Regions from separate parts of the Homo sapiens genome. Here region 1 is linked to region 2. Evidence: read pairs that join two places in POLR2A ChIA-PET (ENCODE). Cell type or tissue: MCF 10A. All regions are shown on one strand. Each heading gives the region's core, and the rest is flanking DNA. Links, peaks and the distances in the headings are about the cores only.

Region 1 (11,880 bases), core at 2,914-7,913, 190 kb after region 2:
AACAAAACAAAATGTCAACCAGAGATACCATACCTGGCAAAGATATTCTTCATAAATGAAGGAGGAATAAAGTCTTTCCTGGACAAGCAAAAGCTGAGGGAATTCATCACCCCTAGACTTTCCCTATAGAACTGCTTAAGATAGTCCCATACCAAAAAGTGAAAGAATAATATGAAAATCATGAAAATGTAAATACCACTGGTCAAGCAAGCACACAAACAAGGAAGAGAAAAGACTCAAATGTTACCACTACAGAATACCACCAAACCACAATGATAAACAATAAGAAAGGAACAAAGGATATACAAAACAACCAGAACTTAATTAATAAAATGACAAGAATAAGCCCTCACATATCAATAATAACCTTGAGTGTAACAGATTAAACTTTCTACTTAAAAGATACAGAATGGCTGAATGTATTTTAAAAACATGACCCAACTATATGCTGCCTAAAGAAACTCATGTCACAGTTGAGATGATACACATAGACTGAAAGTAGAGGGATGGAAAAAAGATATTCCATGTAAATGGAAACCAAAAGTAAGCAGGAGTAGCTATGTTTATGGCTGATAAAATATATTTTAAGTGAAAACAGTAAAAAGAGACAAAGAAAGTCATTATATAATGATAAAGGGATCAACTGCAAGAGCATGTAACAATTCTAAATATATATGCATCCAACACAGGAGCACCCAAATACATAAATCAAATATTATTAGATTTTAAAAGAAAGGGAGATAGACTCCAATACAGTATTAGTTGGAGAATTCAACACCCCACTCTCAGTATTAGACAAATAATCTAGACAGAAAATTAATGAAGAAACATTGGATTTAAGCTTAACATTAGACCAAATGGACCTCACAGACATTTATATAACAGACATTTCATCCACCAGCTACAGAATACACATTTTTCTTATCAGCACATGGAATATTTTCCAGGATAAACCATATTTTAGAACACAAAGTAAGTCTCAACAAATTTTTCAAATATCTAGTATCGTCTCAGACCACAGTGGAATAAAATAGAAATTATTTAACAATAACAAGAGGAACTTTGGAAACTATATAAATACATGGAAATTAAACAAAATGCTCCTGAATGAGCAAAGGGTCAAGGAAGAAATTAAGGAGAAAATTAAAAAGTTTTTGAAACAAATGAAAATGGAAACACAGCATACCAAAACCTTTGGAATTCAACAAAAGCAGTGCTAAGAGGGAAGTTTATAGCAATAAACACTTACATTAAAAAGTAGAAAGGTTTTAAATAACCTAATGATGCACTTCAAGGAACTGGAAAAGCAAGAACAAATGAAACCCAAAATTAGTAGAAGGAAAGACATAATAAACATCAGAGCAGTGGGCCATGCACACTGCTGTAATCCTAGTACTTCAGGGGGCTAAGGCAAGAGGATCACCTGAGACCAGTTCAAGACCAATCTGGTCACATAGCAAGACTCCATCTCTACAATAAATTAAAATTAATCAGGCATTGTGGCGCAACCCTGTAATCCCAGCTACTCAGAAGGCTGAGATGGAAAGGTTGCTTGAGCCCAGGAATTCAAGGTTATAGTGAGGTATGATCATACTACTGCACTCTGGATGACAAAGCAAGACTTTCTGTAAAAGCAAAAACAAAACAAAACAAAAACCCATCACTAATCATCAGTGAAATGCAAATCAAAACCACAATGAGATATCATCTTACCCCAATTAGAATGGCTACTATTAAAAAAACAGAAAACAAACAAATAGATGCTGGTGAGGATGTGGAAAAAAGGGAACTTTTATACACGTTGGCAGGATTGTAAATTAGTATGGCCGCTATGGAAAACAGTATGGAGGTTTCTCAAAAACCTTAAAGCACAGCTACCATATGATCCAGCAGCCCCACTACTGGATAGTTATCCAAAGGAAATCAAAAGGATACCTGCACTCCCATGTTTATCGCAGCACTATTCACAATATGAAATCAACCCAAGTGTCCATCAACAGACAAATGAATAAAGAAAATGTGGTATATGTACACAATGGAATACTATCTGACCATAAAAAAGAATAAAATCATGTTATTTGCAGAAACATGGGTGGAACTGGAGGTCATTATGTTAAGTGAAATAAGGCAGGCACAGAAAGGTAAATATCACGTTCTCACTCAGGTAAGAGCTATAAACGTTGATGTCATTGAGGTAGAGAGTGGAATGATAGATACCAGAGGCTGGAAAGGGTATGTGGGTGGGAGGGGGGTGAAGACAGATTGGTCAACAGGTATACACATACAGTTAGATAGAAAGTTCTAATGTCTGATAGCAGAGCAGGGTGACTATACAATGTATTATATAATTCCAAGTAGCTAAAAGAGAGAACTTGAAATGTTTCCAACACATAGAAATGATAACTATTCAAGGTGATGGATACCGCAATACCCTGAAATGATCATTATACATTCTATGATGCAACAAAATATCACATGTGCCTCATGAATATGTAAAACATTACATATCACTTAAAAATATTTTTTAATAAAAATAAAAAACAGGCTGGGCGCAGTGGCTCACGCCTGTAATCCCAGCACTTTGGGAGGCCAAATCACTTGAGGCCAGGAGTTCGATACCAGCCTGGACAACACGGTGAAAGCTCATCTCTACTAAAAATACAAAAATTAGCCAGGCATGGTGGCAGGTGCCTGTAATCCCAGCTACCTGGGAGGCTGAGACAGGAGAATTGCTTGAAACCTGGAGGCAGAGGTTGCAGTGAGCCGAGATAGGGCCACTGCACTCCAGCCTGGGTAACAGAGCAAGACTCTGTCTCTAAATAAATAAATAAAATAAAATAACAAACAATAAATATGCGTGGACATATATTTGTCTTCAAGGATTGATTATGAAGGCACTGAGGAAAGTACCAGTGACACACCCTATGGTGTTCACAGAGGACAGAGGCTGCCTTGGGGGAAAAAAGTAGAGGTTGAGTCCAGATGAGAACAAGAGGAGACGAACTTTCCCATGGTCAGGTTCACATTTTACTCTATGTTATTTTATATTGTTTGAGTTTATTTAAATTAGCATGTATTACTTTAATTTGAAAAACAATAATTCTTTTAAAAACTGTCGTTCTTCCAAATCAGTAAGAGTTGTACCCCTGGTCTGAGCCACCCTCATAGCTCACTGAACCACTGCACAGTCTCCTACCTGATCTCCCTTATTCTACTCTTACCCCTACAATTGATTCTCCAAAAAGAGTGATTGGTTTTTATAACATATGTATCAGCCCATGACTATCCCTGTGCTATCCAACTCAAATTTCTATTCACGGTCTCAAAGGCCTACACATCAGGACCCTGCCCATTCCAACCTCATCCCTATCCCTCCCCTTCCTGGTCACCGCCACAAGAGTGATCTCCTTCTGTAGTTCCAGAGAGCCGAGGACCTTTGCACTTACCGGTCCCTCTGCCTGAGAGGCCCCATCCACCCAGGACTTCAGCACCTTTTCAAGAGCCCACCTCTGATAACCTCATCTAAAGTAATACCATCTACTTCCCAGTGTCCCTTTGTCCACATCACTGTGTTGTTTTCTCCTAGCACCTAAAACTATGTGAAGTTGCTTTAAATATTTGTTTATTTTTCTCTACTGTGAGAAAAGGGACTGTGTTGTCCTGTGAGCTGTTATATCCCAGCACCCAGCATCCAGTGCCTGGTACCTAGTAAGCATTCAAAAAACACTTCACGGGCCAGGCTCACACTTGTAATACCAGCACTTTGGGAGGTCGAGGTGGGTGGATTACTTGAGCCCAGAAGTTCAAAGCTACAGTGAGCCATGATCATGCCACTGCCCTGGAGCCTGGGCGACAGAGCAAGACCCTGTCTCAAAAAAAACAAAAACAAAAAATTAATTAAGAAAGAAAGAAAGAACAGATTTGGGGGTGGTAAGAAGACAAATAAAACAGAAAATTTCTCTTTTTGGCCTATATATTTCTATGTTGCCTGAATTTTTACAATTTAAACACTTATTTGCACAAAATAAATATTAAGGAAACAAGTTTCTTTTTTAAAACTGTAGGCTAGGTCCTACAGATTATATGGTATTGGGAAGGGGAAAGTGTTTCTCTATGTTTCTAGGAGCAAGTCTTCTCAGTACATTCTTCATCTCCCTAACATCCTAAAAGATTGGAAGAGTTCACAGGGCAACTTTCTTCCTAATGCCAAAATCTCCTTCCTCTGCAGCCACAGTTCTGAACTCTGGCTGCAAATTAGAATCACCTGGGAGAGGCCAGGAGTGATGGCTCACGCCTGTAATCCCAGCACTTTGGGAGGCCGAGGTGGGCAGATCACGAGCTCAGGAGATCGAGCCCATCCTGGCTAACACGGTGACACCCCGTCTCTACTAAAAAATACAAAAAAAATTAGCCGGGCGTGGTGGCGGGTGCCTGTAGTCCCAGCTACTCCGGAGGCTGAGGCCGGAGAATGGCGTGAACCTGGGAGGCAGAGCTTGCAGTGAGCTGAGATCGCGCCACTGCACTCCAGCCTGGGCGACAGAGTGAAGACTCCGTCTCAAAAAAAAAAAAAAAAAATCACCTGGGAGCTTTACAAAAAAGAAAGAAAAAAGGAAGGAAGGAAAGAAAGAGGAAAAGAAGGGAGGAAGGAAGGAAGGAAGGAGAAAGAATGAAAGAACGAAAGAAAAAGAGAGAAAAAGGAGGGAGGGAGGAAGGAAGGGAGGGAAGGAGGGAGGGAGGGAGGAAAGAAAAGGAAAGAAAATCATGGCTCTATCAGATAGCTTTCTGACCTTCTAAAACACAATGGATTCCTTTCACAGGACAATTCTCTGTAAGAAACAGCATAAGTGGCCAAACAACTGGTTCTATCAGGAGTCATTTCACTCTGAAATGTCAACTGCTGTAATCAGAATGTATCTGGCTGAGTAATAGAAATTCTGCCATCTTGAACCTAATGCAACATAACAGGTAGTTTACAGTTCATTTATTGAAAGTAGAGGATTATTATTATTATTATTATTTTAAATCTGAATATTTAATTCAATTTCTCAATAAGATTCCATGGGGTGCTGGAAAAGATCTAGAAACTAGAAAAGATCCTAATAAAGAGGGAGACATCTGAGAGCAGGAAGTGTAGCAAGGAGACAGAAACCACAATAGCTCTGGTGGGAAACCATGATGGAGGCTGTAAATAGCAGACAAGACACGGAGAAAATAAAATTAACATGACCAAGGGCAAAATGATAAAAAGACGAAAAGAAAGAGGCAGGCGGTCAGACACGGGGGATATAACCTGGGAATAATCGGAATTCTGGAGAGAACAAAACAGACATAGGGAAAGCAGTATTCAAAGAAATGGGAGGGGAAAAGTTTCCTGCTGTAAAGAAAGAACTCAGCTGGAAACTGAGAGCATGTTCTGACTTCCCAGCAAAGTTAATGAAAAGAGGGCCCCGCTTAGACACACTAGGATGGAATTCTCAAAGTTAAAAAAGTTAAGAAAATTGCCGGAACATACACACAGACACACCCTTGAAATAGGAAACTGAAAGGGAAGAGAGATTTTACTTTACTTGAAAGTAGAGGATTATTATCCTTTGTTTGCTACACTAATTTCTTTTTTTCTCTTTTCCTTTTTTTTTTTTTTTTTTAAGAGACAGGATCTCATTGTGTTGCCAAGGCTGGGCTTGAATTCCTGACCTCAAGCCATCCCCCAGCTTGGCCTCCCGAAGTGCTGGGATTACAGGCATGAGCCACCGCACCTAGCCCCTTACACTAATTTCTAATGAAAGATCCATCTGTTTACAAGAAGCACCATGTGTCAGCCACTGGTCTGTGGAGTTGAGAGCTGCGGCCTCAATTCCCAAGTGTTTCCATCATTTGGGGAGTGAAGTGGGCTGTCATCTCTGTAAAAAGCTTGGGAAAAGGTGACCATAATTAGGAAAGCTCTGTGGTCAAAGGCATTATTTATAATTCCTAGAAACATAAAGAACAAAGAAGAAAGAAAAAAAATGAAATAAGAAAGAGGGCTCCAGTCTGTAAATATAAGGAGCTTAGAAGTAACCACTCTGCCCTAGCAATAAGTAGAAATCTGAACAAACTAAAAAATCAGCAATTCTTCTTAGATTTGTTAGAGAAGAGAGGTTACTGGACAAACCACTGCCTTCAAAATTAGAAAGTCTAGGGTGCAAAAGATTAAGACCCAGTCATAGGACTATAGAATGTTCCCCTCCCCCCATACTGACCACCACACCACTAAAGGTCTACTTACCAGAGTCTTTTCTCTCTTTTCTTTTTCTTGAGATAGGGTCTCACTCTGTCCCCCAGGCTGGAGTGCAGTGGCACAGTCCCAACTACTTGGGAGGCTGAGGTAGGAGAATTGCATGAGCCTGGGAGGTCGAGGTGGCAGTAAGCCATGACCATGTCACTGCACTCCAGCCTGGGGGACAGAGTGAGACCCTGTCTCAAGGGAAAAAAAAAAGGAAAGAGAGACAGGGTTTTGCTATGTTGCCCAAGCTGCTCTCGAGCTCCTGAGCTCAAGGGATCCACCTGCCTTGGCCTCCCAAAGTGCTGACATTACAGGTGTAAGCCACCACACCCAGCCCCACATTCTTTTCATCTCTACAAAATATTCACATTTCAACAAAAAAGCACAAAGCATACTAAAGGGCAAAAAACGCAGTTTGAAGAGACCCAACGAGCATCAGAATCAGAGTCAGATAGGGCACAAATGTTGGAATTATCACACCAGGAATTTAAAAGTATGATTAATATGCTAAGGGCTCTAATGGAAAAAGTAGACAAGATATAAGAACAGGTAGATAATGTAAGTTAGGAGATGAAAAGCCTAAGAAAGAATCACAGAAAAGTGCTAGAGATCAAAAACACTGCAACAGAAATAAAGAATGCCTTTGATGGGCTCATTAGTAGACTGGACATGGCCGAGGAAACAATCTCTGAGCTTGAGGATATAAAAATAGAAACTTCCAGGACTGAAAAACAAAGATTAAAAAAGACTAAAACAAACAAAAACAAAATAGAACAGAATACCCAAGAACTGTGGGACAATTACAACAGGTATAACACACATATAAACCAGAAGGAGAAGAAACAGAGAAAGGAAGACAAGAAATATTTGAAGCTATAATACTAATAAGCTCCCAAATCTGATGTCAGACACCAAACCACACATCCAGGAAGTCCAGAAAACACCAAATGGGATATATGCCAAAAAAAAAACTACTTCTAGGCTTATCATATTCAAACTTCAGAAAATCAAAGAGGAAAAAAGTCTTGAAAGAAGACAGAGAGAAAAAAAACACTTTCCCTACAGAGGAGCAAAGATAAGAACTATATTTAACTTCTCATAAACGATACAAGCAAGAAGACAGGAGAATGAAATAGTTAAAGCATTGAGAGGAAAACACCACACCACCAATCTAGAAGTCTCTATCCTGAGAATTATCCTTCAAAGTGAAGGAGAAGGCCAGGCGCAGTGGCCTGTAATCCCAGCACTTTGCGAGGCCAAGGCAGGCGAATCGCTTGAAGTCAAGAGTTCAAAACCAACCTGGCCAACTTGGTGAAACCCCATCTCTATTAAAAATACAGAAATTAGCCAGGTATGGTGGCACACACCTGTGATCCCAACTACTTGGGAAGCTGAGGCAGGAGAATCGCTTGAACCCAAGAGGTGGAGGTTGCAATGAGCCGAGATCACACCACCGCATTCCAGCCTGGGCAACAGAACGAGACTCTGTCTCAGAAAACAAACAAACAAAAAAAAAGTGAAGGAGAAGTAAAGACTTTCTTGGCCAAATAAGAATTGTAGGAATGTGTGGCCAGTAGCCCTGCCTTGTAAGAAATGTTAAAAAAGAGTCCTTCAGAGAGAAAAAAAATGATATAGGTCAGAAACTCAGATCTACATAAAGAAAGGAAAAACATTAGATAGGAAATAAGAGAAGGTAAAATAAGAACTTGTATCTTTCATATTCTTAAGAATAATGTACTGACACACATATGTATGTTTATATGTTTATGTATGTATGAAATGAGTGACAGCAATAATATAAGGACAGGAGGGAGGCATTAGGAATTTTTTTATTAAATGGTAGTTATACTACCATAAAGTGGCATAGTGTTATCTGAAAGCGAACTTGGATTAGTTGTAAATGCGTATTGCAAACTCTAGGACAACCACCAAAAAAAGTTTTAAAGGAAGTATAATTAATACGTTAAGGAAGGAGAGAAAGGCCGGGCTCAGTGGCTCACGCCTGTAATCCCAACCCTTTGGGAGGCTGAGGTGGGTGGATCATGATCGTGGTCAGGAGTTCAAGACCAACCTGACCAAAATGGTGAAACCCCATCTCTACTAAAAATACAAAAATTAGCCGGGTTTGGTGGTGCATGCCTGTAATCCCAGCTACTCAGGAGGCTGAGTCAGGAGAATCGCATGAACCCGGGAGGCGGAGGTTGCAGTGGGCCGAGATCGTGCCACTGCACTCCAGCCTGGGGGAAAGAGAGAGAGACTCTGTCTCAAAGAAAACAAAAAAAGAAAGAAAGGAGAGAAAATGATGCCAGGCATGGTGGCTCATGCCTGTAATCCCAGCACTTTGAGAGGCTGAGGCAGGTGGATCACCTGAGGTCAGGAGTTCGAGACCAGCCTGGCCAACATGGTGAAACCCCATCTCTACTAAAAATACAAAAATTAGCCAGGCGTGGTGGTGCATGCCTGTAACCCCAGTTACTCGGGAGGCTGAGGCAGGAGAATCACTTGAACTGGGAGGTGGAGGTTGTAGTGAGCCAAGATTACACCACTGCACCTGCACTCCAGCCTGGGTGAGACAGCGAGACTCCATTGCAAAAAAAAAAGGAAAGGAGAGAAAATGAAATCATATAGAGTGCTCAATTAAAACCACAAAAGGCAGAAAAGGTGTGCATGACAAAAACAGGAGCAAAGAACAAGGGCGACAAATGGAAAATAGTAATAAATATACTAAATATTAATGCCATTATATCAATAATCACTTTTCATGCCAGTCATCTAAATACACAAAATACAGAGATTGTCAGAGTGGATCAAAAAACAAGACACAGATGGGGCATGATGGCTCACACATGTAATCCCAGCACTTTGGGAAGGCCAAGGAAGGAGGATCATTTGAACCCAAGAGTTCAAGACTAGACTGGGAAACATAATGATAACCCATCTCTACAAAAAAAAAAAATTAAAAATTAGCTGTGCTTGAAGCGGTGGCTCACGCCTGTAATCCCAGCACTTTGGGAGCAGAGGCGGGCGGATCACCTGAGGTCAGGAGTTTGAGACCAGTCTGGCCAACATGGTGAAACCCCATCTCTACTAAAAATACAAAAATTAGCCGGGTGTGGTGGCACCTGTACTCCCAGCTACTTGGGAGGCTGAGGCAGGAGAATCGCTTGAACCAGGAGGCACAGGTTGCAGTGAGTCAAGATCATGCCATTGCACTCCAGCCTGGGCGACAAGAGTGAGACTCTGTCTCAAAAAAAAAAAAAAGAAAGAAAAAAAAATTAGCTGAGAGTGGCAATGTGCACCTGTAGTCCTAGCTACTCAAGAGGCTGAGGTGGGAGGATCACTTGAGCCCAGGAGGTCAAAACTGCTGTGATCCATGATCATGCCACTGCACTCCAGCCAGGCAACAGAGTGAGACACTGTCTCTAAAAAAATAAAAATAAAAACAAGATGCATTATATGTTATCTGTAAAAAACCAACTTTGGCCGGGCACGGTGGCTCACGCCTGTAATCCCAGCACTTTGGGAGGCCGAGACGGGCGGATCACGAGGTCAGGAGATCGAGACCCCGGTGAAACCCCGTCTCTACTAAAAATACAAAAAATTAGCCAGGTGCGGTGGCGGGCGCCTATAGTCCCAGCTACTCGGGAGGCTGAGGCAGGAGAATGGCGTGAGCCCGGGAGGCGGAGCTTGCAGTGAGCTGAGGTTGCGCCACTGCACTCCAGCCTGGGCGACAGAGCGAGACTCCGTCTCAAAAAAAAAAAGAAAGAAAAAGAAACCAACTTTAAATATAAAGGTATATATAAAGTAAAAGTAAAGAAATGAAGAAAGATATATGATGCTCACACTAATCAAAAGAAGGCAGGAGTAGCTATATTAATTTCAGACAGAGAAGACTTCAGGAAAGTTATCAGGGATAAAGAGGGACAATGCAAATGATAAAGGGGTGAATATTCTGAGAAAAAACAATCCTTAATGTGTATGTACCTAACAACAGAAGATCAGAATATGTGAGGCAAAAACTGCTAGAACTGCAAGGAGAAATAAATGAATCCACTATTATAGTTGGAGACCCTAGCTTCATTCTATCAGAAATGGACAGATCCAGCAGACAGAAAAGCCAAAAGGACATAGTTGAACTCAACAGCACCATCAATTAACTGGATATAATTGACATCTAAAGCTGATGGGAGGATTGCTTGAGGCCAAAAGTTTAAGACCAATTTGGTCATCATAGTGAGACCACATCTCTATAAAATGTAAAATAATTTATTAACAAATTAAGGCCGAGCTCGGTGGCTCATGCCTGTAATCCCAGCACTTTGGGAGGCTGAGGAGGGCGGATCACAAGGTCAGGAAGCCGAGACCATCCTGGCTAACACGGTGAAACCCCGTCTCTACTAAAAATACAAAAAAATTAGCCGGGCGTGGCAGTGTGTGCCTGTAGTCCCAGCTACTCGTGAGGCTGAGGCAGGAGAATGGCGTGAACCCGAGAGGCAGAGCTTGCAGTGAGCCGAGATCACGCCACTGCACTCCAGCATGGGCGACAGAGCGAGACTCCATCTCGAAAAAAAAAATTAAAAAAGAAAAAAATTGACATCTATTGGCTACTTCATCTAGTAACAACAGAATACACATTCTTCTCAAGCTCACATGAAACACTTACCACGATAGACCACATTCTAGGTTGTGGTCTTCTCTCTTTTAAATTTTTAAAAATAGAAATCATACAATGTCTGTTTTCAGATCACAATGGAGTTAAACTAGAAATTAATAATAGCTGGGGCCAGGTGCAGTGGTTCACACCTGTAATCCCAGCACTTTGGGAGGCCAAGGCCGGAGGGTTGCTTTAAGCCAGGAGTTCAATACCAGCCTAGGCTACAAAGTGACATCCCAGCTCTACAAAAAAATTTAAAAATAAGCCAAGCATGATGGTGCACACCCATAGTCCCAGCTACTGAGGAGGCTGAGGTGAGAGGATCACTTGAGCCCAGAAGTTTGAGGCTGCAGTGAGCTAGGTGACAAGCGAGAGACCGTGTCTCTTAAAAAAAAAAAAAAAAGAAAAAAGAAAGATAGCTGGAAAATTCTAAAATACTTGGAGATTAAACTATACATTTATAAATAACACATAGGTCAAGGAGGAAATCTTGGAAAAAAACATATTTTCAACTAAACAAAAATGATAACACAACTTATCAAAATGTGTGAGATACAGCAAAAGCAGTGCTTAGGGAGAAATTTATAGCATTGAATGTATAATTAGAAAAGAAGAAAGATCTAGGCTGGGCATGGTGGCTCATGCCTGTAATCCCAGTACTTTGGGAGGCAGAGGCGGGAGGATCACCTGAGGTCAGGAGTTCAAGACCAGACTGGCCAACATGATGAAATGCCGTCTCTACTAAAAATACAAAAATTAGCTAGGCGTGGTGGCGAGAACCTGTAATCCTAGCTATTAGGGAGGCTGAGACAGGAGAATCACTTGAACCCAGGAGGCAGAGGCTGCAGTGAGCCGAGATCGTGCCATTGAACTCCAGCCTGGGCAACAAAGCGAAACTCTGTCTCAAAAAAAAAGAAAAAGAAAAGAAGAAAGATCTAAAATCATTTATCTACTTTTAGGAAAC
Region 2 (11,880 bases), core at 2,290-7,289:
CTGTATTCCATCCCAAGCACATGCTGTCCACCTTCCCAGGAGGGTATATTAAATATTATTATTACTAATGATAATTAATACCAATCATTCCCTTGAGATCTCAGGTTAGTGATACATAACTAAGTCTGTGTCATTTCAAGACATCTCCCAGGTGAGGGGGTGGTTTAAGAAACAAAAGGAAGTGAACTGTGTCTGGTTTCATTATGAGACTGGGACTTGTATCAGTCCTCACGCCCCATGGGCAAGACTCAGCGGAGAGCAAAAATCCTGAAATCTGTTTCATCATTTAACATCCTCTTGTCTTATATAGTTCTCAGTAGGAGAAATAAATAGATATGGTAAATATTTATTCAGAGTTTCCTCTTGGAATTTACCAAGCAGGATTTGACACAGCATACACACTGAGCCAATTCCTAAAGGGTATTGTTTACTGAGTTAGTTTTCACCCTGACTGCCCACTGCTTTGTAAGCCTTGTACAGTTCCATGATAAAAAGAAATTCCCTTGAGCACAGTTCTCTTTCATGTGCTCCTTTGCCACCGAGTGAATAGACAGAAGAAAGAAGAAGAAAACAAGGGACGAGACCCAAGTGAGTTGACATTTAGTAATAGGAATAAGTGCCAAGACCTGCAGTTGTATCCCACACCCCCACTAAAAAAAAAAAAAAAAAAATCACAAATAGAGAATGTGGGAAATAAAACACAATAGCAATATGTGAAGACTCCTTGGGGGTTTCATTTCTGTAAGCTCAATCCTAGCCAGAGATGTGATGTAGCTGCCCAAAGCATTAATGAAATCATGGTCTGCATTGTAGGACTAAGAAGGTGAAAGATAGTTCTATGTACTCTTCAGTAATAAAATTGTGCTTTATTTGAGATCACATTTGATAGATATATTGGCAAATGTATTGTTGGCTATAACATGGGGTGTTTTTTTTGTTTTGTTTTGTTTTTTTGTTTTTTTTTGAGACAGAGTCTTGCTCTGTCTCCAGGCTGGAATGTAGTGGCACGATCTCAGCTCACTGCAACCTCCGCTTCCTGGATTCAAGCAATTCTCCTGCCTCAGTCCCCCAAGTAGCTGGGACTACAGGCGCACGCCACCACACCCAGCTAATTTTTGTATTTTTAGTAGAGACGGGGTTTCATGATGTTGGCCAGGATGGTCTTGATCTCTTGACCTCGTGATCCACCCGCCTCGGCCTCCCAAAGTGCTGGGATTATGGGAGTGAGCCACCACACCCGGCCTATAATGTGATTTTAAATTGAAATGATGATTTTTAAATTTAGAACTTAAATATTTTTAAAGGACAGTGGCCCAAGACAGTGATAGAGAACCTGAAACCATGTCAAATAACATTTGAAGGAACTAGAAACAACTATCCAGCGAGAAGACTTGAGGAAAGAGAGGAGGCGGAGCCACCACTTACTCCCTACCATGTATGTAGGTGTTATCCTTCCTCTGGTTGCCCTGTAGGGCAAACCAGTGTTTTTAGGCTACAAGGAGGCAGATTGGCCTGAGAGAGAACTGTGTAATGATGTATGCAGTGATGTGGTACATAATAATTTTCCAAAATTGACTTGGCAGTACCTTTCTTCTCATTAGAGGTATTTAATCAGCGCCACCCACTTGGTGGTCAAGACTTTGATGACACATTGAACTAGCTGATCCCCAAAATGCCTGTCACCTCATAATAGCACAGTCATTCATTGCTTAACGATAGGATGCATTCTGAGAAGTACGTCATTAGGCAGTCTCATCATTGTGCAAACATCATAGAGTGTACCTAATGCAAACCTAGATGGTATAGCCTACTGCACAGCTAGGCTGTATGGTATAGTCTACTGCTCCTAGGCCACAAACCTGTACAGCATATTACTCTACAAAATACTATAAGCAGTTGTAATACAGTGGGAGGTATTTGTGTATCTAAACATAGAAAAGGTACAGTAAAAATATGATGTTAGAATCTATGGGACCACCATTATATATGCAGTCTATTATCAACTGAAATGTCATTATTCAGCACATTACTTTATTTACTTCATGGAAAGTGTAAGTTTGCTTTTCATTAACCATCTACTTGATTAAAATAATGAGCTATGAAGGCCAAATAAAAAGAGGTGGCCACTTTTCCAGAGCTACTTTTGGTACCTGAGGATAATTTTATGGAATAAATATCTTTGAATTGTTCTAGCTTTTTTGAAACTTCAGCTTTAAAATATGAAAAGGCCCTTTCTTAGCAGTCCTTGTCTCAAAGAGAAAAAGAAAAATGTATTGAATGCAGACTGAGGTCAGCAAACCCCTCTGCCCTGTTTCCTTCTTCCCTCTTCTGAAGCTCAGTTGCTTTAGAAAGGAGCTTTGGAGAGAACAGGAAACAAAGTTGATGCAAGAGGCTCACTAACTCTAAGAAAACTGTTGGTGCAATCTGTAGTTGTAATGTGGGATAAGTCTTAAATAATTACTTTGAAGCTTAGAACCCCAAATTTTAAAATTTAAGGTCTAAAAATTCAGTCTTTTAAAGCAGATTTTGGTGACTAAAACCAGGAAAATGGCCCCATCCTTCACTTTTCTTCTTGTTCATTTGGTTAGCAGTAGAATTGCCACCCCCATAAACAGATAAAAGTACTGAAAAACAGGAAGCAACATCAAATAGTTTTAAATTACTTTGGGAAACTCCTGAAAGTGGGTGTAATATGTGTGGGCCTTTAAAAAAGAATCATATTTATGCATTTGATATACAGCTACTTAATTATGTCTTACAGTTCAGCCTAATGTTCATTGGTATTTTTATTTTCCTGCCTATGTTTTGGTCCTTACTTGCCGTGTATAACTACTGCTGGTTTGTCTCCCACTGGTACACCAAGTTGTTCAACTAGCTGCTGATAAACACATTACAAAGTATGTATGGAATAAAGAAACCACAAGAGATGAAAGTGTTAGGTAATTATTTTTTGTAAAAATTATGGTTTGCTTAGTTGGCCTGTAGCAAGACCCTGATGTATTTGGCTGCAGCCAAACAGAGAAATATTTGGCTAAGCTGTCTTCAGCACAGTGTTCCCAAAACAAGTGAAGGAAACCTTTGTTGTGTGAGCACCTTGATATTCTGGAAATGCCTTGCAGCCACCTCCACTTTATCATCCAGAGGGTCAGTGAATGCAACATGGGGCTTGTGTAATGCATAACTGCACATCTGCAATCTGAAGCCTTCCCAGCCCTGATCCACATGGCTCTGGACAGGTCTGGCTGTAATATTTGTAGGGCTCCAGACAAAGGCACAATTGAAGCTCATATGCTGTATGCTTAAATATTAAAATTTATGAATCAGGCTAACAAACTGGTTGTATAAAATACATTCTGTCCTTCTGCCTTGATGTAATGACCTTTCGGAAGGCCAGATTTAAATTTAGAATTATCGGTCTCCTTAGAGTTCCAAATGGGAACATGGTAGTATGGGGGAAACCAGCATACACCTACCTGCTTCCTTCTTTCCTGCTCCTTCTCCTCCCACTCCCCCAGTCCCCCATCCTACAGGGGTCTTGAAACATGCACATGGACACCCCAGCCCACATGTCCAAGATACATGCATATCTCTGTAAATAGCTGCCCTTGGCCATTCTCTCACCCTTCAGGTGGTGTAGCCCACCAAAGGGAGGAAGGACCGAGGGAAAGGGCATACACTGACCCTGGGAGCTCACTTGGAACCATTTGGGTGGGAAATTCTGGAAGAGTTTAAGGGAGAGATCATAAGGCAAGATGGGGAACAATGCCTCCCTGGCCTAACTGAAGGAGAACAGAGTCCTTCCTTGCCTGGGTCTAGGGGCTGTGCTGTCTGTGGGCATTTAAATAAAATCTGCAGCATCTCCCATTTTTTCATGACAGCAGTTCTTTCTCTTCACACAGAAACCGCTCCTGCCTCAACTCCAAGGGCCAGAGCGAGTTGGCACACCCTCCAAGAGGAGCACCTCGCTTCTGGGCACAGCAGGAGCAGCCTCACTGTTGAGGTTTCAGTAAAGTATTTTGCCTGAAGTCCTCTTGTTGGTTCAGCCTCTCCTTCAAGCTTTGTTCCTGTTCCCTCTGAACACCCCACCTCTCCACACACACCTAGATCTCTAACTTGAGACCTGGACAAAGAAACTGCTCTTTTGGGGGATACATCACTCAGCCCTAATATTTGCCTTCTCCAGAATCAGTGATCTCAATAAAATTGTGAAGGATTGTAACATCTTTTTGGAAATAATATCAGGGGACCCTTGATACCTGCGGATTTTATTTGGTGCTGATTAAGGGTCAGTATGTCCCTGTGATGCATTTGGCCCCCTCTTTGCCACTTTGTCGGTCACTGACCAGGCCACTTCACTTCTCTACACTTCATTGTCTGCATCTACAAAAAGTGAACAATAATTCATGCCTGTTTCTATTTCAAATGGATGTTTTCAGGACAAATTTGTAAATACATATATGAAGAACAATCAAAATATCCAGTCAGTCCTTTTTCCAGTAGAACTTCATTTAACTCTCCAAGAGCTTTTGTATATTACCAAGAAATAGGATTCAGACTTCCCTAAGTTGACAGAAAAGCATGAAATCTGTTTCTAACAGATGTTCCCCATGATCCCCCAAACGTAAACATGTTTTCAAGATGATAGTGAGACAACCTGTTTACACAAGGAAGTACTTTAAAAAGCAAACAAAAAAGCATCACCCAGAGCAGTCATCGTGATCAAAGTGCCGTCAATTATTAGGGCGTAAAGGGAACTGATGACTCAACTTAGCACCACCGCGGTCTCCAGATTTCAGTTTCGTAACAGAGTTTCTTTTCAGGAATATTCTTCATTTACACACAAATCCGATTTTCTTTCTAAATTGTTTCTCGATTTTTGTCAAACCGAAATACCAGGATCTCTTCAAAAGATGACTCCGATAACCAGATAATGCTGAGATGAGCATCACACGGACACACTTCGCCATGGAGAGCAGGGTTGCTACTCCCTGGGATCTTGGTGCCTGGGAGGAGGGACAAGGTCTTCCACACAGCAGCTCCTGGCTCTCTCTGCTCCCACACCTCCCCAATTAGTCAGATGCAGCATAGAAACTCTCAGACTGCATGGTGGTAGAAAATAACTTTCTAAATCAATCAAAGTGTGATATTTTGATCCTTTCACATGCCTGGGTATTCTGGGCAAATGCATGCTCAAATCAGTGACTCATGGATCAAGATGCAAAGTAGGTCTCTGAATGCTGGCTAGAAATCAGTTTTTGAACCTGAAGCAAAATATAGTCTGGTAAAAAAAAAAAAAAAAAAAAAATATATATATATATATATATATATGTATTGTGTCAAATTTAGCAGTTTTTGTGCAAGGTAACTACCACTGCCCCTCAAAGTATTGTATATTAGGAGTCAGCCCTGAGTTGGAAAGAAGAAGTAGGTTAGCAGAGGTGTCTACATAAAAGCCCATAAGAAGTCCTAACTGAATGGAAGGTCCTTTTATTTTTATTATTATTATTATTATTATTATTATTATTATTATTATTATTATTATTTGAAATGGAGTTTCGCTCTTGTTGCCCAGGCCAGAGTGCAATGGCGCAATCTCGGCTCACTGTAACCTCTGCCTCCTCGGTTCAAGTGATTCTCCTGCCTCGTCCTCCCGAGTAGCTGGGATTACAGGCACCCGCCATCATGCCCAGCTAATTGTTTGTATTTTTAGTAGAGACAGGGTTTCACCATGTTGGCCAGGCTGGTCTTGAACTCCTGACCTCAAGTGATCCACCAGCCTTGGCCTCCCAAAGTGCTGGGATTACAGGCATGAGTCACCACGCCCAGCCCAGGAGGGCACTTTTTGAAAGGTTCATTCAAAACTCCTTTAGAATGTGGTTTTTCATTGAAACAAACCCTTTAGATTCCCTTTGAGAATGGCGAGGCCAGACCCTGTGGCATCCTCAATGAATGATACCCCTTTAAACAGACTTTAGGGATAGGCTGGAAACCTGACCTCTTTTTATAATACCACTTCTATGGAAAATAGATTCGTGTCTCACCATGTATCCTGGAGTCCCAGGAACTTTTCAAATCATTATATGGGCTGTCAGCAGCAGTAGGAATGCCACCAAGACCATAACCCAAAAGCAGGATCATTACCCAATGCCACAGGAAGGGGACAAATAATAGTATGAGCTCCTTATATTTATAGTGAAGTTTTAAGTCATGGGTTTTTGTGCCAGGATATTCCTGTGATTCAGAATACTTAAAAATACTTGACTGCAATTCATTAGAAGAAAAAATAAACCACACACGAAAAAACCTATTAGAATGAATAATAAGATCATCAGTTTTGCAGGATGAAAGTTCAGTCTACAAAAATCAATTTCTGTACCCTAGCAAGAAAAATGAAATTACAAAAACAATTCCATTTACATAGCATCAAAAATAATTAAATATTCAGGAATAAATTTAAGAAAAGAAGTGCAAGACTTGAACACTGAAAATTACAGAATACTATAGAAAGAAATTAAGGAAACATAAATAAATGGAAAGACATCCAATGTTCATAGATCAGAAGACTTGTTAAGATGGCAAAACTATCCAAACCTATATAGTCAACACAATCCCTATCAAAATTGCAGCATTTTTGCAGAAATTGACAGGCTGATTTTAAAATTCATATGGAAATGCAAGGGACCCAGAATAGCTAAAACAATCTTGCAAAAGAGGAACAAAATTGGAGGACTCACACTTCCTTTTTTCAAAACATCCTATAAGATAGTGTAGTCTTGAATACAGTACACGTATGCTCAAAGTTTTCAACAAGGGTTCCAGAACAATTTGATGAGGAAAGAACAGTCTTTTCAACATATAGTGCCAGGACAACAGGATATTCACACACAGAAGAATGAACTTGGACTTATACCTTACACCATATACAAAAATTAACTCAAAATGGATCACAAAAATAAATGCAAGCAAAAATTCTAAAACTCTTAGAAGAAAATATAGGGATACATTTTTGTGACCTTGCGTTAGGCAGTGGATTCTTAGATATAACACCACAAGTACAAAAGACAAAAGAAAAATTAGATAAATGGGACTTCATAAAATTAAAAACTTCATGCTTAAAGGAAACCATTAAGAAAGTGAAAAGATGGTCCACAGATGGGAGAAAATACTTACAAATCATGTATCTGACAAAGGATGTGTATCCAGAATATATAAAGAATTCTTACAGCTCAATGCTCAAAAGACAACCCAGACAAGTAATGGACAACTAAAATATGCATTTCTCAGAAAAAGATATACAAATGGCCAGTAAGTGAATGAAAAGATGTTCAGCATCATTGGTCATTAGGGAAATGCAAATCAAAATTATAGTGAGTTACCACTTTACCCCCACTAGGATGGTTAAAGTCTAAAAGACAGTAATAAGTGTTGGTGAGGATGTGGAGAAATTGGAACCCTTATACATTGCTGGTGGGATTGTCCTGCTACAGCCATTTTGGAAAACAGTTCCTCAAAATGTTAAATACAGAGTTACCATTTGTCCCAGTATATTAGTTAGGGTTCTGCAGAGAATAGAACCAATAGAGGGTGTGTGTGTGTGTGTGTGTGTCTGTGTGTGTGTGTGTGTGTGTGTGTCTGTGTGTGTGTGTGTAGAGAGAGAGAGGAAAGGGACAGATTTATTTTAAAGAATTGGCTTACATGATTGAGGAGACTAGCAAGTTCAAAATTTGCAGGGTAGGCCAGCAGGCTGTAGACCCAGAGAAGCATCGATGTTGCAGTTAGAGTCCAAAGGGAGTCTGCTGTCAGTATTCCTTCTTCCTGGGAGAGGTCAGCCTTTTTTCTTAAGGCCTTCAACTGATTGGATGAGGCCCACCTCATGAAGAGTAATCTGCTTTATTCAAAGACTACTGATGTAAATGTTAATCTCATCTAAAAAACACCTTTGTAACGACACCCAAACATGTTTGACCACAAGTCTTGGTATGGTGACTTAGCCAAATTAACACATAAAATTAACCATCCTACCTAGCGATTTCACTTCCAGGTATATATCCAAGTAAATTGAAAACATGTCCAAATATGTCTAACCATACAAAAATGTTCTTGGCAGCATTATTCATAATAGCTAAAATGTGGAAACAATCCAAATATCCATCAACTGATATAAATGGATAAACAGGATGTGGTAGATGAATATAATTGATTATTATGCAGCCATAAAAAGGGATGAAATATTGACATTTGCTACATCAAGTGTGAACCCTGAAAATATGGTAAAGTGAAAGAAGCTAGACACAAAAGGCCTCATAATAGATGATTCCATTTATACAAAATGTGTAGAATAGGAAAATCCACAGAGACAGAAAGTAGATTGGTGGTTGCCAAGGGTTGAAGGGGAAAGGAAATGAAGAGTAACTACTATGGGTGTAGGTTTTCTTTTTTGGATGATGGAAATGTTCTGATATTAGATAGTGGTGATGGTCGCACAACTCTGTGAATATACTAAAAAACATTGAATTGTATATTTTAAAGGTGTGAATTGTATGATATGCTGATTATATCTCAATAAACCTGTTAAAAAATGCCTAAGCCTCCAAACGTAAGTGGTCCTGGCCACCTAATAGAAAGCAGCAGGAGTTGCTTCTAAAATATAGAATGTATGCTGAATCCCATATGTGAAGAGTTAGAAGGGAATGAAATGATCATCACCATTTACTAGATACCTTCTGTGTTTCAGAAGCTGTGAACATATCAGCTCTCTTAGTCTTCCTTAAAAAACAAAAACAAAAAACATAGCCAGTTTTAAGGGCACACACCTGTAGTCCCAGCTACTCAGGAGGCTGAGGCCGGAGGATCGCTTGAGCCCAAGAGTTCGAGGATGCAGTGAGCTATGATCACGCCACTGTACTCCAGCCTGGGTGACAGAGCAAGACCCTGTCTAAAAAAAATAAAACAAAAGCATATGTTGGCTTTAATCTTCCTTGTTTGTTCACATCAGGAAACTGAGCCTTTGTTCAAATTGCTTGGCCAAAGTCAGCTATGTTGGGACTAGACCTGGGTCTCTCTGACTTTAGGCTTATTCCTAATTCACTGCCCCACACTTCTCCTGGAGGAGAAACCCTGTCCCGAACTGAACAGAGAGTGGCACGACCTGCCACTTAGAGAGGTGGGCAAAGTCTTCCCAAGAACAAAGGTATGAAGGCTGAAGTATGCTTTTGGAGAAAAAACAAAGGAATTAAGTGCAAACGGGAGGCCGTTGCTTTTATGATAAAGAAAAAAAAAACAGGTTTAATTTTTAAAACAAAAGTTCCACAAGGACCACAAGGAAAGTGACAGGAAGACAGAAGGGACCACAGGATCCAAGATTGCCAATTGAAAAGCAAAACCTAACACTGGGGTAGAGCCAGCATGTCATGGACCAGTAAGAGAAATGAACGTTCCCAGAGTAGCCAGCTGAATTGGGGAGAGGCCTAGCCGTGTTGACAGTCAGTTGGACCAGAAGCCACGTAGGGGTGTTCCGGAAGCTGAAACAAGTCGTTTCTCATCCAGAGACAAAAGTGGCCCCAGAAGAAGTTACCCTGGATGCTCCATGGATCAGGATCCAGTACAGGGGCTTGTAGACAAAGAGAAGTACTGGAGTTCTTTTACAAGAGATTTTAACCTGAGGTTTATGGATTCTTAGGGGGCCTACATCGTCTTCAAAGGGTCCTTGAGCTCTTGCTATCATGTGGAAATGTTTTGTGTCTATGCGTCTGGTTCTGGGGAGAGAGTCTTCAGGTTTTTAAAGAATCTATGTCAGGAAGAAGATATTTAAAAGTTATTTAAATGTTTCTCTTAAAGCGCTAGGCTAATTTTCTGGCTGTGTGATAGATTGTGTTAAATGGTCTGGCACTCCTAATTTTTGGAATAAAAATGAATTCTTAGTGAATGATCTCACAGCCTGCAGTGCTGTCTGATTCTGTCCTGGCATTTGATAGAACTTGTTAGGGGATTAGGTAAGACAGGATGTTGGTACATTTGAGGTCATTAAACCAAGAAGGGAAGGGTGGGGGTTGCGGGGGGGGCAAAGAAATCTTGCTAAATATATTGTGGAGCTGAACTAAATGCTGAATAGCTAAGGGACATTCTTTGTGTTCTGTGCCAAGACTTTAAAACCCTGTTTAGAAACAGACTAGAATGATGGAGACAGCTCCATCTAGATGCAGTGCATTGGTAAATGCCTGTCTTTCCAAGAAATACTATTTTACTTGTCCTTTTATGGAGGAGGCGTGGAAGGCTGTGATGTACTGGGTTGTATAACATTTTTGTAAGCGGATACAGCTAGTATAGAACCTAGAGAAACAATAAAAGCCGCCTTTTCACATGGTGTCTCACAGTTCCCGTTTCATTACTAGGAAAATAATGAATATGTCACAGAGAAGCTAATTCGTATGAAAGGTTTTTGTCAGCTGAAATGCATGCCCAAAAGTTTATTTTCTACCTGTCTTTTCTTTCTACTTCTTTTTTGTTTCCTTCACTCTTGTTTTGGATGTATAGTTTTAGAAAATACTCACTTTAAAAATGTATTGGATGGATAGTGGTGAAGGCTGTACAACGAAACAAATGTACTTGGTGCCACTGAACCGTATACTTAAAAATGATTAAAGTGGTAAATTGTACGTTTTGGATATTTTACCATAATTTTTAAAAAGTATATCGGCTAATACAGAAGGAAAACCCACTTACCCTTTGAGGCAAGAATTCCAAGTATCTTTATGTGGTAAATGCCACACCCTTTCCCACACGTGGTATGAATATGTAAGTCGTAGGGCAAAGTGTGTATGGGGTAGAAGTGCTCATTTAAGCATTGCATGGTCCCCACTCTGCCACTCACTGGCTATGGGACCTGGGACCCTATATCCCAAAGCAGATGTTAAGCCCTCCACAAATGCTGCCTTCTTCCTCCTCGGTCCATTACTCACATGTTGGTTTTTCAACAGTACAGTGAGACAGTGGGACTCAGTGATCTCCAAGGTCCCTTTCAGCTCTGCTGATCCATAGTTTAAACTCACTATTTTTAAAAAAAATCTATAGAACACTATGAAAATTCTCGTGGACAGATGTAGTCCACGGGCTTCCCATGTGGACACACAGCAGCTTTTGCTGCTTCTGACTTTCTCTCTCCTCTGTTCCACATTCTTTCTCTTCCCCAGCCTGCCAAGAGTCATCCATGAGCTTGGACCTGGGAAGAGAGGGCAGACAGGAGAAAGAAGTGAGGTGGCTCAGGACAGAAGGCTGGGAAAGAGCCTGGTGCTGGATGTCAGGCTGGACTAGGGATGCATGCAACAAGCCAGGAGTCAGCCCTGACAGTGCCACATGGTTATGGGTGTGATGGAACCCAAGGCCGTGGCCCCAGATTATCTGAAGGGTATGTGACCACAGGAGAAGTAAGCACGATTGATTTTTATACGAGGTGGATGGTGGTGGGAATGTAGAGATTAGATCCAGGGAGAGAAGCTGAGCTCATCGTGTGAGGAAGAGCCTCTGTTGGGGAAGAAGAGGCTATGTCAGGAGGTGCAGCAGGAGAAGAGGGCCAAGGGCCAAGTGCAGGTGTATGCTCAGTCTCCAGGCAGGGTTCAAGCTGAGAGCAGATGAACTCTGGCCTAGGACTCGAGGGCTGGCAAAGGCAGATCCCCAGGGCAATGTCTCTCCTCTGGTTCCTCTATGTGTACCTGTCACTGTACTCTGCAAACACTGATCTTCATTCATGTATTGGTGTAGCCATTCATTCAAGTTTGTGCCAGGCACTATTCCAAGTGTCAGGTATCAATGGTTAGCAAGAGAAGCTAGGTCCCTGCTGCTGTGGGTCTTACATGGACCAAGAGAGAAGATAGGTAATTATAC

The links. Peaks named below come from ENCODE experiments on the same cell type or tissue, not always from the same donor. Only the 100,000 strongest peaks of a DNase experiment are listed, where the experiment ranks them.
Region 1: POLR2A ChIA-PET joins it to region 2 with 5 read pairs; 2 of 35 experiments call an interaction of 5 or more read pairs at or near these places.

The regions. Positions count from the first base shown.
Region 1 is chr6:89,904,036-89,915,915 of GRCh38, reverse strand. No RefSeq gene overlaps it. Among named protein-coding and RNA genes, the nearest start is that of GJA10, 16 kb to the right of the region's middle. RefSeq lists an enhancer at 4,551-5,195. In MCF 10A, for the core only: no CTCF peak of the experiment used is centred there; no DNase peak of the experiment used is centred there.
Region 2 is chr6:90,096,455-90,108,334 of GRCh38, reverse strand. The region is part of intron 4 of BACH2 (BACH transcriptional regulator 2); the gene reads left to right. Among named protein-coding and RNA genes, the nearest start is that of BACH2, 190 kb to the left of the region's middle. In MCF 10A, for the core only: no CTCF peak of the experiment used is centred there; a DNase peak (open chromatin) is centred at 4,744.